2 separate regions of the Homo sapiens genome follow, and region 2 is linked to region 1. The links are chromatin loops, found by intact Hi-C in ENCODE. Cell type or tissue: Calu3. All regions are shown on one strand. Each heading gives the region's core, and the rest is flanking DNA. Links, peaks and the distances in the headings are about the cores only. Region 1 holds the start of LOC105374955 (a long non-coding RNA gene). Region 2 overlaps RNF144B (ring finger protein 144B).

Evidence for each region. Hi-C counts contacts between places; a loop is a spot of excess contacts. Peaks named below come from ENCODE experiments on the same cell type or tissue, not always from the same donor. Only the 100,000 strongest peaks of a DNase experiment are listed, where the experiment ranks them.
Region 2: it touches region 1 in a loop (5-fold over the local background); 9 of 110 quality-filtered maps call a loop at or near these places.

The regions. Positions count from the first base shown.
Region 1 is chr6:18,487,015-18,498,238 of GRCh38, forward strand. LOC105374955 (a long non-coding RNA gene) reads left to right here and starts at 9,846. Exons shown (of 4, transcript XR_926549.3): 1 at 9,846-9,992. In Calu3, for the core only: no CTCF peak of the experiment used is centred there; a DNase peak (open chromatin) is centred at 6,537.
Region 2 is chr6:18,430,080-18,441,303 of GRCh38, forward strand. It overlaps RNF144B (ring finger protein 144B), which reads left to right. Exons shown (of 8, transcript NM_182757.4): 4 at 9,605-9,665. Among named protein-coding and RNA genes, the nearest start is that of RNF144B, 48 kb to the left of the region's middle. In Calu3, for the core only: no CTCF peak of the experiment used is centred there; no DNase peak of the experiment used is centred there.

The sequences.
Region 1 (11,224 bases), core at 2,042-10,041:
CCCCTGGGGGCTTGAAGAGGGTCTATCACATAATAGGTGCTCCGTAAACATTTGTTGACTGGATTAATGATTCCCATATCTGAATGTTTTTTACTCCCTCTTTTTCAGTATTTCATATTGAGATTATTTAAGAGTTTGGGCCATGGCTCTCCTAGTTCTCTATAATGGATATTCCAATGGGTTCTGAGAGTAGGAAGATATTAGATGAAGGTAGTAATGTTGAACTGGTGAGCTGGAGGTCCTTGCAGGTGGGAATAGGCTAAGGCTGGCATAATTGTATAGAACTCACAGCAGACCTAGAAAGGTAAGTCATCATTTAGTAAATGGCTTTGTCCTTCCATTTGATAGATTTCACACAGGAATCTTTAACCTAGGAAGTATCGTACCCAAGGGGGTTCATGGGAGGTTCCCAGGAAGCCCACTGATTACTGAAATTGCATGTAAAGTTGTATGGTGATGTATTTTTCTGGGAGGAGGGTACACCATTTCTAGGGGGCTGTGACACTAAAAAGATTAACAGTATTCAATGAGAACACTTATCATTTACCTTCTGCTCGACCATAAAGTGTATTGTTTTGTAATATTGTAGTATTTTTTGTAATTTTGTAATATTGTAGTATTTTTGTGTAATATTGGACTTGACACATTCTTTTTGTTGATTTTTATTAAAAGGAGAAATTTCATTTTGTCCTACACATAGTGAATTTTAAATTATTTTTAGGTATAGTTGACATTTCCGAGCTTAGGCCTGGGGCACTTCTCTTACTGAAAAACCTATGTCACTCAGAAGCCCAGAGAAAATATTAATTAATTTCCAATTTACTTGGAGGCAGGATGAAAATAATAGGTTGGTCTCTCCTTCTGACCACCCAAGATGCCAGCCACCCTGAATGCTTTTTCTTGTCCCTTCATGTTTTGGATCCAAACTAGCTAAATCAGGATCTTTTAGAGGTTTTCTCTAAATAAGCTAGCAAGCATTTACCTGTTTGAAACAAAACCCACAGACCTGCTTGCCTAATTTTGGCAACCAAAACCCTGTGGCTGTGAGCAAGTTTGCCTCCGTTTTGATCCATGATGTGTATGACAATATATTTTTTGGCTGTTCTAAAGCAGACTGCCAATTAGATCCAAATGTGTCAGACAGACTCAGAGAGGGTACTAGTGGCCAAGTTTCCATTAGTGGTTACTACTGATTGATGCCTGCAGCTTTCTGTTCATGTACAAATAGAAACCTATTCTCATCTTTGATCTTGGGGTTGGGAGTTGAGGTAATGAGGAGAAAGTCCCGGAACACAATTAAATCTCTTTGTATCTCTCAACTTGTAACTTTTGTTTTCCATTTAACACAGGAAAGACTCTGAATATTAGGAAGTTGTGATTCTCTTGTTCAGACTAGGGCATGCTTTTCATTTGCTCAGATACAGAAGGATATAGGGAGAAGGAAATAAACCATGTTTATGGAAACACAGCTCTGTGCCTGTAACGGTGTTAGATGCTTTCCCACGTGACCTCATCCAATTCCCTAACAACTCTAGAAAACGAGGATTCATATTCCACATACTCTTAAGGAAACTGCGTTTCAGAGGAGAGGGAGAAAAATACATTCTTCTGTGTTGCGCACATTGTAAGTGGCAAAACAAGTTGAAACAGGCAACTGTTGGCCTCAATGGCCTGTGGTATTTCCACTCCACGGTATAACAATGTAAGTGATTATGGTGTTAATCCTCCTGGTACTGCAAAAGAGCTTTATGAAAACCTTGAATGCACAATGGGAATGGGAACTATTCTGAACAGTTTATTTAGTCTAGAAGCTTACCTGTGAGTCATCATAGACCAATACAAAAAAAATCAGAAACCTAATTTCTAGATTTTAGCCTTTGCATTAATACTTAGAAATAAGCTGGTCTGTCTATCTATCTATCTATCTATCTATCTATCTATCTTAGTCTCTGCCTATAGTTTCTGAAACCAGAATCTTGTTCTGAGAAGTAAACTGTGCAAGGGGAAAGGATGAAGGAGAAAAAAAGCCAAGCGAACCTCTTTTCTTTGTAATGAGTCATATTGCCTGCACTTGGATTTTCACTGACACCAGCTAGGACAGTTTCTGCCCCTCCTCTCTCAAGGAAGACCTTAATGATGGTTCACAGGGCCTGAATCTTATCTGTGGTACCAATTAATTCTGGAAACTAAAAGTGTACTCATTTGAATTTATGTTTAAAATTTTTTTCTTTCTCCCTCCTATACTTATTTTCTAGGGAAGTAATTTGACATTTGGGTCTGCATTACACCAAAGTGAGTGAAAGATACTTTGCTACAGTTTTTCAGGGAAGGGAGGTTTATTTAGCTGTGGTAAATAGCCTAGAACAGAGGTTGGCAAACTTTTTCTGTAAAGTGCTGTATCGTAGGTACTTAAGGCTTTGTAGGCCATACGGTCTTTGTGGTTACAACCCAACTGTGCTGTTGTAGTGTGAAAGCAGCCAGTCAACACATAAATGAGTCAGTACGGTTGTGTTTCAATAAAACTTTATTTATGCAAACAAGAGAGGGGCCACATTTGGCCCCTGAGCTGCGGTTTGCCAAACTTTGGCCTAGAACATATCTCAGGTTTTTCTCTGTGTTTGACACCTACTGCCAAGCACATAGTAAGTGCTCAATAAATAATAAATGTTTTTAAATAACTGCACATGTAAAGGAACAATAGAACTCTTTCCAGACTTTATAACTAGCAACTATGTTATACATTAAGGAATGAGTTGGTAGGAGTAGAGTCAATCTACAGATAGAAGAATAAAGCATGAGAGGTTAGGGCCTCAAGAAGCTGCAGGCAAATTTTCATGTAGAATTCAAGCTCCCTGACTCTAATCAGTGGTGCATTTACTGAGCTCCTTTGGTGCATGCAAGTTTATATTATTTTACCATTTATTTTAAGGAAATCTATGTCTTTCAAAGAGAATAATATTAATTTCTGTTGCATCAGATAAGCTCCTCTGGGTTGCAAGAGATAGAAAACCCAGTTCAAACAAGCTTAAACAATACAGGGAAGTTGTTGGCTGATGAAACAGAAAAGTCTTGATATAGAGTAGGCTCCAGGCAAGCTTGACTCAGGCACCCAAAGTCACCAAGAATCCAGTTCCTTTCTGCCTCCTTGTTCTGCCTATCACTTGGTCATCTTCATTGTCAGATTCCACCCTATGGGGTGCTCCTTAAGGTTTTCTTGCTTGGGATGGTGGAATAGGGAAAATGAACTAAATCCTCCTCAAACTTTTGCTGACCTTGGCCAATTGAAGAAACAGAGCACAGATAAAAAATGGACTAACGTGTCCTGGCTGGTGAGTGGGAAGCCGAATGAAACTGGGCAAGTCAACTGAATATTTGGCAGTCCTGAAGACTGGGAACAGACCAGGGAGTAGATGCATTCTAGGGAGAGGAACATCTTTGGAGGTATGCAAGAGTCCAGCAAGTTTGCTTAGTCCAAAGTTGTTTAGAATCACTGGAGTATAAAGAGTAGGGGGGATGTAAGGATGGATGGACAGGTAGGAGAGGACCAAATCCTGAAGTGACTTGAAGAAATCAGCTTTTATCTCCAAGATAACTAGGGCATTGCTAAAGTTTGAGCAAGGTAGTGACGAGATGAAACTTACGTGTGAGAAAAATTATGTTGATAGTTTTGTGGAAGGAGGTTGAGGGAGAAGTAGGGAGAAAAGCAATGAACCTGATATAATTAACTGGATGTAGCATATGATGGTGGGTATGAACAAGAGAAGAAGAGTAAGAGAGCCATTTAGATAGAATGAACCTGCTGGATATGGGGGAGAGTGAATCAACCAGAATGATGCTGGTCTTCTATTTCAGGAGCTGTGTGCATGGTAAGGCCACAGATCATGACAAATAAATAACATTTCCCTGCATTTCCTTTTGAGGGCACGGACATGGGAATCTGGGGTGTCTTGTTTATTTTTCCAGATATGCTGAATGGGAAGAACCCGAATAAAGGTGACAGTCTCCAGACAGTATTCTAGTTGCTCAAGTCATGGTAGAGTCTATGCAAGGTCTGTAACCAGTTTATACCCATGGTCCATGGGTATACTGATGGTCTGAAGGATAAGTGAAGAGCCCAGGCCAGATAGAATTCAGACGTAGCCCCAGAGGCCCTGGCTACTCAGTCTTTTCAAATACTACTGGGTGGAAACCACTGTGAGGGAAACTTTTCTGTCTAACCTTTTTTGGCTTCTGTTGCTAATGGAACATATTCTAGGCATCAAAGCCATTGTCAGTTCTGAAGGAGAAAAATGCCTCTCTTCGGCTTTTGTAAATATCCTGGCTGGGGGATTCACCATATGCAAATGCCTTAGGCATCCTGGCGGTGAGGGCACAGAACACTGTGTCCATCTGTGACTCAGCCAGGCCCCACAAAGAGCAATCACCAAACCCGCAGAGGGAGAAGGAGAATTGGAAGGAGCCTCGGCATTGTTCTGGCCATGGGAACGTATGTTGGGAATATTGTTCCAGCCACTGCAAAAGGGCTCCCAGCATTGCTTCCCAGGAAACATCATGCGTTACACTGGTGACAGTAGCAGCCGCACAGGTTGAATGACCACTGGGGGAGCGGTGGATAGATGCTCACATAGCAGTGTGGGCAGTTATGGCTTTGCAGGACACCATCCCCCTCCACAGGGGCTCAGCTCAGCACGCCTCTAAAGGCCTGAACGGAAAGAATTGTGGGTGGGAGCCAAAGGAACACATTATTTAAGAGAGATTGGTTCTTTAGTTAGAAAATGCTTAGAGATATGGCAGAAAGGATTCTAAATTGAAATGCAGTGACATTCTCATTAGATCCAGGAAGTCTTTGAAACTTTCAGACTGAGTTAGTTGCTTTTCAGGTAAAACCAGTCCCCAAGCCATAGCTGAATTGGTAGTGCAGCATTAGGCAAATAGGCAGATGTGGCATACAAAGAAATACGAAAGACAGCTATGAATGTTGGAGAAGAAAGCTTTTTTCTACTCTCTACCTTCCTTACTTCTCTGGATCCTTCTTTCTTGTCTATTAACAATGCTGTCTCTTGGCCGGGTGCGGTGGCTCACCCCTGTAATCCCAGCACTTTAGGAGGCCGAGGCGGGTGGATCACCTGAAGTCAGGAGTTTGAGACGAGCCTGGCCAACATGGTGAAACTCTGTCTCTACTAAAAATTAAAAAAATAAATAAAAATCAGCCAGGTGTGGTGGCAGGCCCCTGTGACCCCAGCTACTTGCAAGGCTGAGGCAGGAGAATCACTTGAACCCAGGAGGCAGAGGTTGCAGTAAGCCGAAATCGAGTCATTGCACTCCAGCCTGGGCAACAAGAGTGAAACTCCATCTCAAAACAACAACAACAACAACAACAACAACAACAACCTCTCTCCTGATATTATGGCAAAAAAAGAGTTCCCTGAGACTTGGTTTTAGATACAAATGAACAAATGAAGTAGTAGGGATTCTGTTCAATCTAGTTCAGCATCCTCTGTTGAATGTTCACTATGGGTGGGGCATTGTGCTATGGATGAAGGTCAGGGGAGGTGGTAAAACAAGACACAGTCCATATTCCCAAGGTGCTCACGGTCTATGGTGGAAGACGGGCATCTTTTAAAGTAAATGTTACACAAATCAAACTGTAGTAAGTGCTCTAAGAAAGGTATAAACAAGATAGAAAGACAAGTGAAGGTATTCTGACTAGAGACATAGGAGAGATGCAGGAAAGAACTGAACTGGGTAGAAAGATGGAGTAAGAGGGAGTGCAAGAGCAAGATGGCAACAGTGAGAGATAGACAAGGCACTAGAATGTTCTGAGAGTAAACGTCCCCACATAAACACTGCTGGGTTGGGTGGCATGGCAGAGAGCCCCCCATGAATAACTTGCTTCTCTCAGGGTATTGGAATTGGGACAGTTGCTCTTCCATGTTTAGAAAAGTTTAACACCTGACTGAGAGTCTGAGACAGGCTAAAGAAGGGCTGCTCCTCTTTGGGGATGGGGGGGTTCCCCAAGAACAGACTAAACACAAAGGCTCCTCTGACCTTTCACAGTTAAATGACTGTGCCAGGACAGGAGAAAAGTAAGAGTTTTTCCTGGTCTGTCTTTCCTTAGTTAATATTTATCAAGAGTCTTTCCCGGGTGCTGTGGAAACCCCCTGATCACAAGGAATGTGAAGTAAGATGGAGGAGATACAGAAGTTGGTTTTATCGCTTTAAATATGACACTGATGTTTTTCAGAGACCCTGGAGATCCTGAAACCATTCATCTATCAAAGCCTTTCTCTTAGGCCTCTATTCTGTGCAAGCCATGAAAGAACAGGCCTTCATGAAGTCTTGCTTTATATATTTTTTGAGACATGCATTTCTGAAAACTGGACTAAATTATATGCTTGCCTGATTTTGATTCAGCGACTGCCTCTAGAGATGATTGGGTTGGAGTATTATGAGGAATTTTCACAGTCAACAAAGCCCAGCCTAAGAAAAGTGGAGAAATGCAGGTGCCAACCCACAAGTCCTACAGAAGACGAGGGGTGGGGTGTGGAATGTGGACAGGGCAGAAAGTCACATTTCTTGAAGAACTTTATTCACCAGGCACTGTGCTAGGTACTTTAGAGGCAATCCTTAGTCTCCACTGTGTCCTGAATGAAATAGGTGGCGTCCCTATACAACAATGAAGAAACTGAGACCTGAGTGGTTAAGTAACTTGCCTAAGGCTCATCTACTCAGCAACGATGCAGCCATTATTTGCAGGCCAGAATCCAAGACTTACTACCTGCTCAGCTGCCCTGGGGAGAGAGATGCTCTATCAGAAAACAAACAATGCTATTCTTTCATTGTGCTAATACCAGGAAAGGAGGAAGTGCAAACAGTACTACCCCTCCAACAATCTTGCTGCTGCTAGGGCAAGACTTCTCAAACTTTTTTGTCCACCACTGTAGTAAGAAATACATTTTAAAGGAAGACCCAGTGCAGTTGTATATAAATCTTCACATTTTAATATGTGGAATTAAATGAAGCAAGTCTTATGTTAAGTAAGTGGGTAGTGCTCTGACTTCTATTGAAGTAATTTGATCTATTAGTTCATAAAAAAATAAAATGCTGATCCTGATTCTGCAGGTTGGGGGTCGTCTGCACAGTAAAAGCATTCTTTGGGTGTAACAGATTGGAGATTTGTTTGCACTTTTGGACAAAGGAATTTTCACAGCGTCTTTCCTCTTTTGCATTCATTTCTCTGGCTAAGGACCCAAGGTTAACATTTTATGACTTATTTTTCCCATAAAGGCTGTTTGGTTCTATGATCTCCAAGAGCCTTTCACTCTACTTGTGTGTAGGGTTACATCCCATAATATATGCTACATCTTCACGTTCCTGAGAACGAAGGGCGCTAGTGTAGCCCTAATCTGTGGACGACATTCGCACAGACACAGCTCTGAGGGTGTGTGCATATCAGGCAGGTTAACGCTTGAGGAGGGCTCCCTGGTCCTACCCCTACTGTGGGGCATAGACTATTTTTAGATGCAAAAGGTTGGAAAAGCAGTTGCTCATTCCTGTTAAAGTATTACATCAATTTTCTTTTTAAAGGAACAGCTAAACTATATTCTCTAATGTGTACACAATCATAGAGGAATTTCGAATGTGAGAAAGTTGATCATGTCTGCTTTTTAAAAAATTTTCCATTATCTAGGTTAGGTTATATAGATTTCCCCCTTAAGACTTCTGCTTTTTAAATCAGCAATTTTAAACTTCATCCACTGAATTTTTTGCTAGAGTTGGTGGTCCCTGGTGCCATCCCACATAGTGTTGAAGAGGGTTGGGGAGAGAGGTGGTGTTTGATGAGCTGGGCTTTATGGTCTATAAAGGGGACCCCATCTGAATATCATGCTTCCCAGATTTGTGGGAAGGAACCTGCAGGCACAATCTTTTTGAAGCAACTTTGTGTGCTATGACGTGCCGGGCAGATAGAAGCAATGATCACTATTAGATGTGGCGCTAAGAGAAACGCTCTTTATCCTGATGGTAAAAGATGGCAGGCATTTCCACGGCGCAAATGAGGATTGTAACAAGTTGCTGCTCTATACCTGCTCACAAAACCTGTTACTCTATACTTGACCAATAAATCAAACATTTACTGATTCCTTATTATATACTAAGCATTGTGCCAGGTTTTTGTGGAGGCTGAAAAAATACGAGATATGCTCTCTGCACTTTAGGTGCTTATAATTGAGCTTCAGGGAGAATATAAATGAAAAAAAAAGGGGGAAAGTCCATCATTACAGGATGGCATGTAATTTAGTGCTAAATGGTGTGCTGCAGACCATGAGAGAAAAACTGAATGGTCAGAAGAGTCCGAGGAACTCAGACCTGCCTCATGGTCTGTGAAGGAACATCTGTGTTGGAAACCAGAGAGAGGAATGAGGAAGCACCAGAGGTCTGTTTATCTGAAAAAACTCTACTGAGTAACCTGTAACCCTTGGGTTTTATCTGAACTTCTTTGTGGTGTGGATTAAACTCAGGGCTCAAGACAACCCATGCACTATAGCACCGACTGAAGGTCTTGGTAAATAACTTAATTGAAGGACCATGACTTCTGCATCTTGGTGTCTTAGTCTGCACAGCCTGCATAACAAAATGGCTGAAACAATAGTAATTTTATTTTTCCCAGTTCTGAAGGCTAAGGAAGTCCAAGATCAAGGTTTTGGCAAGGAGGGTTTCATTCTGAAGACGCTTCTCTTCGCTTGTAGGCAGCTGCCTTCTTGCTGTGTGCTCACATGACCTCTTCTTTGAGAGAACTCTGGTCTCTTTCCTTCCTATAAGGGCACTGATCCCATCATGGGGATTCTACCCTCATGACCACATTTAAACCTCCCAAAAAACCCCACTTCAAAATATCAATACGTTGGGGACATCAACATATGAATTTTGGAGGGACACAAACATTCAGTCCATAACACTTGGTATGCTCAAGTTGTATGATGGAAAGGAGAAAGGGAGAAGCTTACCAGAGGGTCCACTTCCTCAGTGAACTTTGCTACAGAGAAAGTGCATCCTAGCTACTCTATCCTTATCATTTGATGTGCTCAGTTCTTTCAAGGGCACACTGATTTCAGCATCTTCATCACAGTTGAAATCAAGGCTCTGAATGTTAAATTGGAAGGCTGCTGTGCACCAATTTTTGTGTTTAGTATTAAGGCCTCTTGAATGCATGCTTTTGAGAAATGTATACTGCTCTGTGCAAATCATACAATTTATCCATCAGCTTCCATCATTAATTTAACATATGGGTAGCAGAGAAGCCACTACTCACTCAGTTCTCAACTGACTGCCTTAATGATGCTTTCTCCCCCGTCCTTGGTTCTTCCACTTAGTATTTCTAGTGTCATCTTCCTCCTATTTGATTCTTCTTCACTGCTTCTTCCTCCTTGCTCAGGAAGACATGAATAAAGAAGCAGTGAGTTGTTTGTTTCTTTATTTTCCTGCCTGTGTACTAGAAGGAGCCAGACCTGGTACATTCATTTGAGATAAGCAGGGTTGGGTTGTAGTTAAATGTTTGCAGAGAATGTTCCAAGGAAAACAGAGTATGGGGGTTTAGATGGGGAAAGTGCCCTCTGAGTCAGTATCAGATGAGGCCTCTGTTGTGGTGCTGGGAAGGTGGTGCTTGGGCTATGGAGAAACAATCCCACAACCTGAATAATAGCCTGTGGCCAACAGAATTCTGTGTCTTTTCTTCCAAGTAAAGCCGGCTACTGGGCAAATTCCAACTCGGGTGATCCCATTGTTTTCAACATTAATCATTCTCAGAAATATTGAGTTTTCTAAAGTGTTTTGCCAAGGCGGCCCTTGGAAACCTGTCTATGCTTCTGGATGAACCAACCTAAGTCACATCACTCCAGATATCATGGAGGATATCCATATGGTTATATGGAATCATAGAAACTTGTGGACGGAGGAGACTTAGGGATTATCTAGTCCAACCTTCTTGATTTCAGGTAAGGAAAGCAAAGCTCCCTGGCTGGTATCTTTTGCCAAGTGGCAAAAGAACTGGGCCTCTATCTGGGCTTCCTGACTCTCACTCAATTCATGGTTCTGTTGAATATGCCCTGGTTTGGAAAGTCTATGTTTTGTTTTGTTTTTCTGTTGCGATAGGCTTCCTTTGAGGATTGCCTGGTATTTTAGCAAAATGCTGGGAATTTTACAAGCTCATGGTTTAATAGCCAGGGTTGGCATTGATTTCACCTCTAGCAGAGCTAGTAGCGGATATAGAGGTGATAAATAAAGCTTAGAAAATGTGCTGGGATAAAATCTGTTAAGTCAACAAAACTAAAGCCATGTTTCATTCAAGACTGAATTTTGTTCTTAATTCATTCTGGGGTCAGACTGGAACATAGGCTTTCCCTAGGCAGTTTTCACGGGCAATGGTATGAAGAGCTTCTCTGTCTTTAGGCATTGCGATATATATTGAGGGAGGGGAGGGTATGGTATTAGAGAGAAGGAGAGAAGGAGAGAGCAGTGTAGCCAGGAAGGAAATGACATTTATGATTTGTGTCAAGAAACATATTTTTCTTCTCTATTATGGTCTTTTTATTGAAATACAGGTTATCTAACATCTTAAGGCTTCCTCTGATAAGAAGGAAAATAAAGATTAATTAACAATGTGTTTTATGGCAGGTTGTGTGTTCATAAAAGGTCTTTTGACGGGAAGCCAGGAGACCAAGTAGCCTCAGCTGTACCACTAAGAAGTCAAGAGCACCCAACAAGTCATTTCTACGCCTTGACCTCCAGTTTTGATTGTTTTTTTTTTTACTATGTTGCCCAGGCTGGAGTGCAGTGGCACGATCTCGGCTCACTGAACCTCTGCCTCCTGGGTTTAAGCGATTCTTGTGCCTCAGCCTCCTGAGTAGCTGGGACTACAGGTGTGCGGCACTATGCCCAGCTGTTTTGTATTTTTAGTAGAGATGGGGTTTCACCATGTTGCCCAGGCTGGTCTCAAACTCCTGGCCTCAAGATCCTCCTGCCTTGGCATCCCAAAGTGCTGAGGTTATAGGCATGAACCGCCGTACCCAGTCAAACCCCAGTTTCTTTATAGTGTCATGAAGAGGTGCATTATTAATAGATGACTTCTTGGGTTTTTTTCTAGCTTTGAAATTCTAGATTATCACTTAGAGCAAGAGATCTTGTTCCTGAAACCATTCTGATTGGGTTGTGTATTCTGCCACACAGA
Region 2 (11,224 bases), core at 1,098-9,097, 58 kb before region 1:
CCATGACATTTATCGGATTCCTGTATTCTAGACCTGTGCTGACTAATCCAGTAGCCACTAGCCACATGTGGCTATTTAAACCTAGACTGATTTAAATGAAATTAAAAATTTAGTTCAATCATGCTAGTCAGTAATTGCTGAGTGTTCAGCAGTCACATGTGGCTAATGGTTACCAGACCGGACAGCACAGAATAAAATACTTCCATCAGTGCAGAAAGTTCAAATGCATAGTGTTTTAGAATTTTCAGTAAATGGTAGCCACTAGGCACTGACATTTTGAGTATCTAATGTAAGGGGCCAGTGTGCCCAGGTAAGTGGATCAGGACAGGCTATAGTGTCTGTCTTGCAGTTCTCTAGAGCAGAGCTTAAGTAGTCTTCTCATTTTCTTTTTTTCTTGCTTCTTGCTTTCTCTCTCTCTCTCTCTCTCTTTTTTAAAACCTGGTTTTCCTCTGTTGCCCATGCTGGAGTACAGTGGTACAATCACAGCTCAACTTCCCAGGCTCAAGCGATCCTCCCACCTCAGCCTCCCAAGTAGCTGGGACTACAGATGTGCACCACCATGCCTGGCTAATTTTTAATTTTTTTTTTTTTTTAAAGAGAGGGTCTCTCTATGTTTTCCAGCCTGGGCTCAAGCAATCCTACTGCCTCAGCCTCCCAAAGTTCTGGGATTACAGGTGTGAACCACCACATCTGGCTTCATTTTCTTTGAATAGACATTTTCTCTTTGTATTTCCCCCCTCCTTTGTTCTCCTTATCCTTTCCCCACTCTATCCCTTCTCTGTCCTTCTGGTTCTCTTTATCCAGTTTTACTATAAAAGCATTTTACTTTTGTGCATTAAAACCAGACAAACCCATAATGAGTCTTAAAAATTACAAAAGGAGGCCAGGTGCAGTGGCTCACGCCTGTAATCCCAGCACTTTGGGAGGCTGAGGTGGGCGGATCATGAGGTCAGGAGATCGAGACCATCCGGGCTAACACAGTGAAACCCCTTTCTACTAAAAAGACAAAAAAATTAGCCAGGCATAGTGGTGGGCACCTGTAATCCCAGCAGGGCTTACACAGCCTAACCCAGGAGGTGGAGGTTGCAGAGAGCTGAGATTGCACTACTGCACTCCAGCCTGGGTGACACAGCGAGACTCCATCTCAAAAAAAAATAAAAAATAAAAAAAAAAGAATCAAATGTTCTCTATCAACTTGCTACTGTCTTTTTCAGTGATAAAAATACGTGGTAGTGGTAATTGATAATCATTTTGAGTTGAAAATGGAATAGAAGATTATATTGGAGATATGGGTAGCTGCATCAGTTTACATAGGCCTCCTCCTTTGAAAGTAAATACCACACACATGAATTGGACTGTACCACCTTCATTTCTAACTTGCTTTAGATCAAGATTTTATTGCATACAGTTATAACATGTGGCTTATAATCTATATATTACTGAGTATACCACAATGGGGTTCATTCACATATGCTTGACTAGGTTCTATCTCAATGACTACTACTTCCTTCTGCCTTTTAAAAAATGCTTAATTACACAGGTAACACATAAATATACTTTGCTTGTTAAAAATAATTCTGATTAAGCCTGGTTCTCTTTGTCTTGCTGCTATTTATATTACAACACGTGATTCTTCATTCTTCTCTGTCTTACCAAATGCATTTAAGTCTAACATTTCTTCATCTTCAAAGGATGGCAGGAATGTAAGCTCTTTCCTCTGAGTGCTTCCTTGTGCAGGTCTAGCTTACAGAGTTGGCTGTGCTCCATGTACCTGCCTTCTTGATTTTTCCAAATTGGCTCAGCTGTGATTATGCCTCCTAAATTTTATCTATGAAGAGTAGCCTCCTTAGTGACGCACTTAATGCCCAGTTCAAGTACAATTGAACCTCAGTGTCCATGGGTTCTGCATTTGGGGATTCAACTGCCCATGGAGAATACTCAGAAAAAATATTTTTACTGAACACGTGCAGACTTTCCTTGTCATTATTCCCTAAACAATATAGTATAATGAGTTACCTAGCATTTGCATTGTATTAGGTATTATAAGTAATCTAAAAATGATTTGAACTATACAGGAGAGAGGATGTGCATAAGTTATATTTTAGTACTACCCCATTTTATATCAGAGACTTAAGCATCTGAAGATTTTGGTATCTGCGGGAGGTCCTGGAACCAGTGCCCTTCAGATACTGAGGGATGACTCTACTGTTCCCTTGTATAGGAAATGGTAGAAAACGGCAGCTTCCCTTTCAGTGTCATGGAAGCTGGTGAGAGACAGTGACTCAGGAGGACTTGTGGCTAGAGGTGAACACACTAGGAGCCAGGGAAAAGTAAAACTTTCCTCTATTGCATCATCTGGTACTTTTAGCTTTTGCTCTGCAGAGCTTTTCCAATGTACTTGATCTTGTAATCATGTCCAACATGAAATTATGAGAGGCAGGACACAGATTGTTTATTCCAATAGCATTACTTCAGGCGAAGCCCTTGCTTGAAGTTAGTAGCCCTGTTAAAAAAGGTGATGTCTAATTTAAGCAGTTCCCATGTAGTGTTATTGAAGTAGCATCCATCACTTCCTGGGAAAGTTTGAACCATTTGTCTGGCCTGTGCGAATTTTGAGTGGTGAGTGCATATTCCTATTTGAATAGTACCTGCCATTACATGGCCTGAGAGTTTTAACTTCTTCCAATTGCTAGGTGTCAGTGGAGGGCAGGGAAGAGCTTCTCACTCACTAATCTTCTTTCTAAGCCCTGGAGCACTGAAATGACCAGCCTGCCTTTTACTGCTAGTGCCGCAGTGTGCACCAGAGAAAGGGTGGGTGCAGCTGAATGGAGGCTTCAGAATTTCTGTAAGAAGGGAGTTAGGGCAGGGCATTCTGGAGACCTGGGGTGGAGGTATGGTGGAGGAGGGATCGAGTACTGGGGAATTTGAAGCTATGTTTGCAAAATAAATACAGTTTTTACTCAGATTGCATATTTAGTTGGGTGGCTTTGGGAAAGTTGGCTACAGTGATAGGGAATCCAGGTGTTCTTCCCAAATCCTCTGCCTCCACTTGCCATCTCTTAACATTCTTCCTTCCCATTATCATGGTGGGAAGCTAGGGCAAAGGAAGGGTGAGAATGCCCAGGCAAGAGGCCATATTCCTGTTACTGTGGTGTAAGGATCTGAATGGGAAGGGATGAGTGTGTCTGTAATAACCTTTGGCTGCAATACGTGTTGGCTGGAGAAAAGTAAACCTTTGAGATGGTGGGGTTAGAGGAATCCGCCAAGCCAGAGTTAATAGATATTTTTGAGTTTCCTGGCTGAATCACATTTTAGAAAGTAGTTAAAACTTTGTTTTAAAATGTACTTAAAACTGTATAAGTGGGTAATAAGGTTTCTAAGAAAATTCTTTAACTAATGGCACATAGAAAACTAAGCCACAGTGAGTTGAATGTGTCACATGAGTGTATGGATATGTCCCTTTTTACTTATGACTGAGTGGAGGGAGAAAAGACGGGATGATATATGGAAAGATGATCTTGGTTAGATAATGTACAGAGACTTCTATAGCACATGTGAAACAAAGACCAGTGAAAGCTGCCCTCTACAGTGGACTGCGAAGATCAGTGGCCCTGGAATTCCATTTCTTGCCTTCTGCCTCTCAGACAGTGATGCCCACATATGGTTTCCAATCAGGATTTTTAATCTAGTATTCAGGTGAGAGACTTCAGCTTGTTAGTTTCACTCAGGTGAATGGGTGAATGTGCTGTTTTTCTCCTCTGTTAGGAAGAGCAGCTCTCGTTCTCTGCGTTGTGAAAACATTTTTAGTTCCTATGTTAATGTGATTAGACATTGATCCGCACAGTGAGTGTTATTTCCCCTGCCCTGGATTTTGCAAGTCATAGCATCCCCCAAATTGCCCAAACCTTGACAGGTTGTAATGATCCACTTACTAGTGGTCAATTCCATCTCCAGATGTTCTGATATGTTTTATTATTTGTTCAGCCTGTTTAATTTTTAAAGCAACTGTAGCAGAAGCATGATTTGAAGGACCAAACCTAAGTAAAGTCTGGGCGCTTTTTCCTTCTGTTTGGGCTTTCCGGACTCTGATGGGTAGCAGTTCTCTAAAGCCTATCCCCAATTTCTGTTTCATTTTTTTAATTGAGTCTTTTTTTCTTAACTAAAAAGCAATATACATTGTATTTATTAACACTTCATATGGGAACACACACCACTTTTGGCATAAATACTTTTGTGGTGAGCAGGCTTCACTTTCTGCCTCCCTTTTTTGCTTTGTTTTTTTCTGAGAGGGGGTAAGGTCAGTGTTAGTGTAGATGGTGATGCTTGTTTAAATATTATGATCGTGGTTAATACTGATTAACAGGTGTGCCTCACTTTTCATTTCTTCTTGGTTGTGGACGTTAGAGAGATTAAATCACAGTTGTGTGTAACAGTTACAGCACTCCCGTGTGTAGGTGTGGTCTGGCTTCCCTGGATATGCTCTGCTAGGGATGAAATGGAAAAGCAAAGACATTCAGCTGAGTAGGAACTGAGTGTTTTTGTTTTGTTTGTTTGTTTTTTTAGACAGAGTCTTGCTCTGTCGCCCAGGCTGGAATGCAGTGGTGCGATCTCGGCTCACTGCAAGCTCCGCCTCCCAGGTTCATGCCATTCTGCTGCCTCAGCCTCCTGAGTAGCTGGGACTACAGGCGCCTGCTACCACGCCCAGCTAATTTTTTGTATTTTTAGTAGAGATGGGGTTTCACCTTGTTAGCCAGGATGGTCTCAATCTCCTGACCTCGTGATCCACCTGCCTCGGCCTCCCAAAGTGCTAGGATTACAGGCGTAAGCCACCTTGCCTGGCCAGAATTGAGTATTTAATAAGGATCATAAGGTTCATTTTTATCAGAAATGAAACAAAACAAAATAGTGATTGTGGACAATTAGTAGCTTTTGTTGTCATTATTCTGATATTATTGCTCTTATTCTATTAACATGAAACTGAATTTATTTTATCTTTGAATTAAAGTTTGGGTGTTTTCCCCCACCTTTGGAAAGAGTTTCTAGAATGATCATGAGGACCAAAAGTTGTCTTTTGTGCTTGGATAGGAGAGAGAAATTTCTGTTTAACAATAAATAAATTAGCACAGCTTTCAAAGAAGAAGTAGCAAAAATTAACTTTAAATTAAAGACCATTAAGTAGTTGATCTCAGGGTAGTGGTCTCTTGATAGCTGAGAATATACCTAGGGAGCTTTGCTTTTACTGCTCGAATATGGATTTGGTTAGTAATGAATTAGAAGCCACTGAATAAAATAAATGTCTGCAGTCTATGCTGACTGAAATTTAAAAAATGAATAAATAGAGAAGGGACAGCTTTTTCTTACAGTGGAATTTTAATCACCAAGTACAAAATGAATGATAGAAATAGAAAAATCACTAAGCAAATATTACAGTAATAATTATTTTTGGCAAGAATTGTCAGTGGATACAAAAATTAGTGGGCAAAGTTTGATTAGAAACAGGATTTTGCGTAGTTTCAGAATATCTCCCTACAAGGTAATTGTTAATTCCAAATGATAGAGAAGCTGGCAGATACCACCTTAACCACATTAAAAAGTTAACATACTATGCAGCCATAAAAAATGATGAGTTCATGTCCTTTGTAGGGACATGGATGAAGCTGGAAACCATCATTCTCAGCAAACTATCGCAAGGACAAAAAACCAAACACCACATGTTCTCACTCATAGGTGGGAATTGAACAATGAGAACACATGGACCCAGGAAAGGGAACATCACACACCAGGGACTGTTGTGGGGTTGGGGGAGGGGGGAGGGATAGCATTAGGAGATATACCTAATGCTAAATGACGAGTTAATGGATGCAGCACACCAACATGGCACATGTATACATATGTAACAAACCTGCACGTTGTGCACATGTACCCTAAAACTTAAAGTATAATAATAATAATAATAAAACCCACCTCAAATCACACACTAAAAAAAAAAAAAGTTAACATCATCAATAATGAGACATGTTGTCCTCATGTAGCTCCTGATGGCCCCAAGGACACGTCTGTGATATTCTTGCCAAAAATTCATAACCTGAATCTAATCATGAGAAAGCATCAGACAAATCCAAATTAGGGGAACACTGTACAAATAACTGGCCTGGACTCTTCAAACTCATCAAAGTCACAAAAGGCAAAGATAAATTGAAGAACTGTCCCAGATTGGAACGTCAAGGAGATACCACAGCTAGGTACAAGTTGGTTACCTGGATTGGATCTTAGACTGAAAAAAAGACCTTAGTGGAACAATTAGTGAGATTTGAATAAGGCCCGAAGATGCTTTAATTCTATTGTATCGAAATATAAATGTCATTATTTCAATACTATGATTATCATTAGGGGAAGTTGGAATGGCATTTAGCAACTAAATTTAGAAAGTGTTATTAGGGGAAGTTGGGGGAATGGCATTTGGTAACTCTCTATACAAGTTTTGCAACTTTTTATATAATGGTCTGGTGTGATTTTGAATGATTTGGAAATTCTCGGTTGGCAGAAAGAAGATAAATGCATACCACAAGATACCTCTTCATAATCTCTTTTATTCTCTAGGATTGTCAGGTGTAGCAGTCAATTTTACAGTACTTGTGAATATCCTCAAAAAATTGATTGTAGCCCTTTTACCTGCAGCCTGATTTAGTCTTCTAATAATCATCCTAACACAAGTATTAATATTTCAATTTTACAGTTGTAAAAATGGAGGTCTTGAGCAATAGTGACTTAGCTCCAAATGACAGTGGAACCAGGAATTTAACCTTTTGTATCATTTGTTGTTGTGTTTTTTTTTTGTACAGCTCTCATCTAAAGCCAAAAATATAATAGAAATATTTCAGAAAATTAGTTCTAATCTGCAAAATCCAACAGACAACATCAAGGGGTAGATCTTTTGTAAATCTTATGTTTATTGCTTTCTAAGTAATTTCAGCCTCTTGAGTGTAGCTTCTGTATGTCCTGTCTCATTGTATGCTAGGCTTCCAGACCAAAGCTTTACTCATGGTAAGCTGTCAACAAATATTTAGAAAAAATGTGACTGGGTGCAACTGGCTCATGTCTGTAATCCCAGCACTTTGGGAAGCCAAGACAGGAAGATCACTGGAAGCTGGGGGTTTGAGAGCAGCCTGGGCAACATAGCGAGACCCCATCTTTACAGAAAATTAAGAAATTAGCCAGTTATGATGGTGCATGCCTGTAGTCTCAGCTACTTGAGAGGCTGAGGAGGGAGGATTGCTTGAGCCCGGGAGTTTAAGGCTACCTGAGCTATGATTGTACCACTGCACTCCAGCCTGGGTTGACAAAGTGAGACCTCATCTCTTAAAAAAACAGTAATACAAAAGATGCAAGTCTAAATGAGGGGAACTAGGGAAGAGAATGGTGCATTCTATGGGTGTCTTCATTCCAAAAGGACCAAATAGAATGAGAAGCAAAGTAATTAACTTCTTGTAATCACAGCTTTCAATTAAAAAATTGATTTACCTTAGTAAGTCTTCGTTCCATACAAACCTTTGACTTAAATGAGAAATCCAAAGTACCATAAAAGACAAAAAAATTAGAAATCTATGACTTCCCTGTTGGCAGTAGTATGTACTCCAATGAAATTTATTTTTCTAATTTAAAATTAAACATCCATCTCTACAGTTGTTTACTTTTTACTGCATTAATTTCTGTCATTTTTCACATTAACATTTCATCTGTATCTAAAACATCTTCCGTTTGCCTTGTCTTCCATAAACTGTATTTGACATTTATATAAATTGCTCATCATTGAAAAAGAATCAGAATTTTTAGGGGTTGACTTTGAAGGATTTAAAAGGAGGTCATCAGTCCACAAACTATTTTAGATGAGGGTGAGTGGGGTACAAGACTGTCTTCTGGAATCAAAGAAGGTGGTGGTTAAAAAAAGATTCATAGAATATTATTGAGGTCTCTTGGGCCCAGATGGTATCACCCCCCAAGTCATGTTGGTCCAGAAGCTGACGTAGCATTTGTTTGTCCTCCACCCATGATGAATTAGCGACAAAGTCAGGAACTGAACTCTGGTTCCTAAATGCCTCCTATCACTTCATTTGCTTGTACCTTCTGTCTCCAACTCTGAATTTTATTTGAGACATCTTTGTCTTTCAGGAAAGATGTCTGGGTAGCATTATAACAGATGAATAAAGTTGACTTTCAGTGTAATAAAAGTCCAACCACACTGTTGAAAGAACTATGGTAAAATACATATAACATGATATTGCGCATAATTTTTTTTGTAAAGATTGCTAAGGAGCTTTAAGGTACCAGATGAAAATGCAACATTTTCTCCCCAACTGGAGAAAGAAAATTTGGATAAAAATGTTTTTATAATTAAAGTTATGTTTTACCACACTTTACTTGGAATGAGGAAGACCAAACTTGTTTTGTGGTCCTTTATACATTTTAGCTAATTTAGATTCATTTGCGAAATAAACAACTTGAGATTATTTATAAGGGAAAGGATTAGATTTTGAATGCATTATAAAAGGTATAATATTTGTTAAATACAATTTTAGCTGCATCATTTTCTTACTCCAGTTTTCTCAAAGCAGATGTCCTTTCCTTAGTTGCAAGAACGTCAATGTAGGTGTGTTTTGTGCCAAAAAAAGGTGATAGTTTAGAGTTGGAGTTGTCAGGGCTAAAACTCTGTCCTGTATGAACTTACTGGATGTCTGGAAGGCTAATATCAAATGTGATTTGATTTGATTTATATATGATTTATATATGAGAAAATCTTTATTTTCTCATATATAAATCTTTAAGTTATGTCAATATATTTACATTTGACATCAATGGAATTAAAATGTTTAGAATGCTGGTTTAAGAGCAGTTAGCTTTTCCTGCATCTGCCTTTAAAAATAACTAATTTGAAATGTCATTCAGTTAAGTGTGAATTGTTGTTGTTTACTAGTAAACCTTTGGTTTATGTTGCCATCTGAAATGGAAATAGGAGTCTAGTTGCAAGAAATATTTTAGGCATTTCTTTTCTACCAGAGTCTGAGATGTCAATGTCCCATAACCGAGGGCTCTAGGAAGTGACTCTTGTCAGAAGACATGATTTTTATATTGTTTAAAAGGTACTCTTTCCTAGGTGACAAATGACATTTGCATAATTCCTGAGATGCTGTCTACCTGACTTTAGTTTTTCAGGATTCCAAAGCTAGAACTTTAATTTCAAAAAATTCTTAAATGAAGATATAGAGAAAGGAAGCATCTTTAATACAGGAATATGAATAATTTTAGAAGTCCCTGTAATAAAATTTTGTTGTCTGGTCTTGGTAGCCACTGACTGAAGGTAGAAGGTGATCAATGAGTTTTGTAACTGCTCCCTTCAGCAGTGATTCTCAGCTATGGTGGTGGAGTGGGGATGACTTGAAAATTGTTGCATGTGTTTTACTACATGAACAGTGTGGAGAAAAAGAGGTTTGCAAACAATTGGTGTAGAGAAAGTATAATAAGCAAAGCCAGAAAGAGAAATCAAAAGGCTGGTAACTCAGGGCACTATGATGACTGAAGTCTCAACCTTTTATGTCTCTGGTTTCAGATTGCCTGTTTGGTACCTGTGGACCAGTTTCAACTTTATCAGAGGTTAAAATTTGAAAGAGGTATGAACTCTTCTTTTTTTCCTGATGATGAATGTGGTTTTACATGTGTCATTTTTACACTAACCCACATGGAAGATAAAGGCAGCTATGGGCTGTCAACAAAGCCTCAAGGGTACTCTAAAAGGAGAATACTGTAATTGCAACATAAAATTTCAAGCCTCTAAGCTACCACCAGAAAAAAATGCAGACTAGCAGGAAACAGAACTTTCCTTATGTTGTTTGTTTTGTATTTTTAATTTGGCTCATGTAAGAAAGGTTTTGCAAAATTTAGATGGCTTTATAATCACAATAATACAAAAGAAAGTGACCCTCGAAATGGGTTTTACCACTAATTTTCGATTCTTGAAGATCACTTCGAAACATTACCAGCCCAAACATTTTTACTGCTCCTCAGAATACATAACACCTGTTTTTTTGATACTACTTTTGTAATCATGGTAATAACAGAGTATGGATATGTATCATTCTTGTGCAATTTACAATGTATTGGACTGATTTTCTTTCTGACTTTGGGCTTGGGGTAACATATAGCTTTTCTATTTAGCTATAAGAATTATATTTTTACTTCATTTGGCTTTTGACAGGTCTTTTTTAGGAGACCTTTCCCTCTTGTCATACCCTAATCTATTTTTGAGGTAAATGGACTATTTCTTAGTATCTCAGAAGTAGGAAAAAATTGTTTCTCCCAGAAGTTATTGGACTGGTCTAGTCTCATTGAGTATATTAAACTTGAATCTAGCCTGAACATAAAGTTTTCTGATTGCTAACTTTTAAATATGTATTCATAAAGTCTAGAGGTGAGGGTGGGGGGAAAATGAATATTTATTTGTCATGTGCCAATAAGTTTGGTCAGTACAATTATCTTTATCTCATTTAATTTTTACAACTACCCTGAAAAATAATTCTTACAGGAAAAAAGAAAAAAAACGTACAGAGCATGAAGAGGGGTAGAGTAGGAATGCTTGTTGGGGATACATAGGTTAATAGCAACCTTAGATCTAGATCTGGCTTGGTCTTATAGGAGAATAACACTGACTTTGTTTTTGTGGTGTTTTTTTTTTTTTTAAAAATCCAGCAGCCAAAACCAGATTTATCTCATGGGTGGATTACTTAACTCATAAGGCTGATATATTAAGCTAAATATACCAAAAAAAAAAATCTTGGATTAGGTTATTTGAATTCCAAATGGTGGGTACGTTTTTGCTCTATATCCAGATGTGAAGTAGGAAATAGTTTATAATGTTGAACATGGAATCAGAACCAGGGAGTCAGAAGGATTTTTGGTTTAATGGATGATGACATAATCTGATGCTTCTGTTCTGTGATAAGTTAATGATGGGGGTAGTTAATATTGACTCTCTCTAATCCATCCACATGGGCCGATTAGATTGAGCATTATAACACCAGATATGATAGCTAAAGATAAGAGCATCAACCATCTGCCCTGCCATTTTCCCACTTTATCCCAACATCCTCCACTATAAAAATCAATTATAATTAGAACATGGACATTCCCAGTATTCACCCTGTGGATGCCTGGCTGGTAGCAAGTACCATGA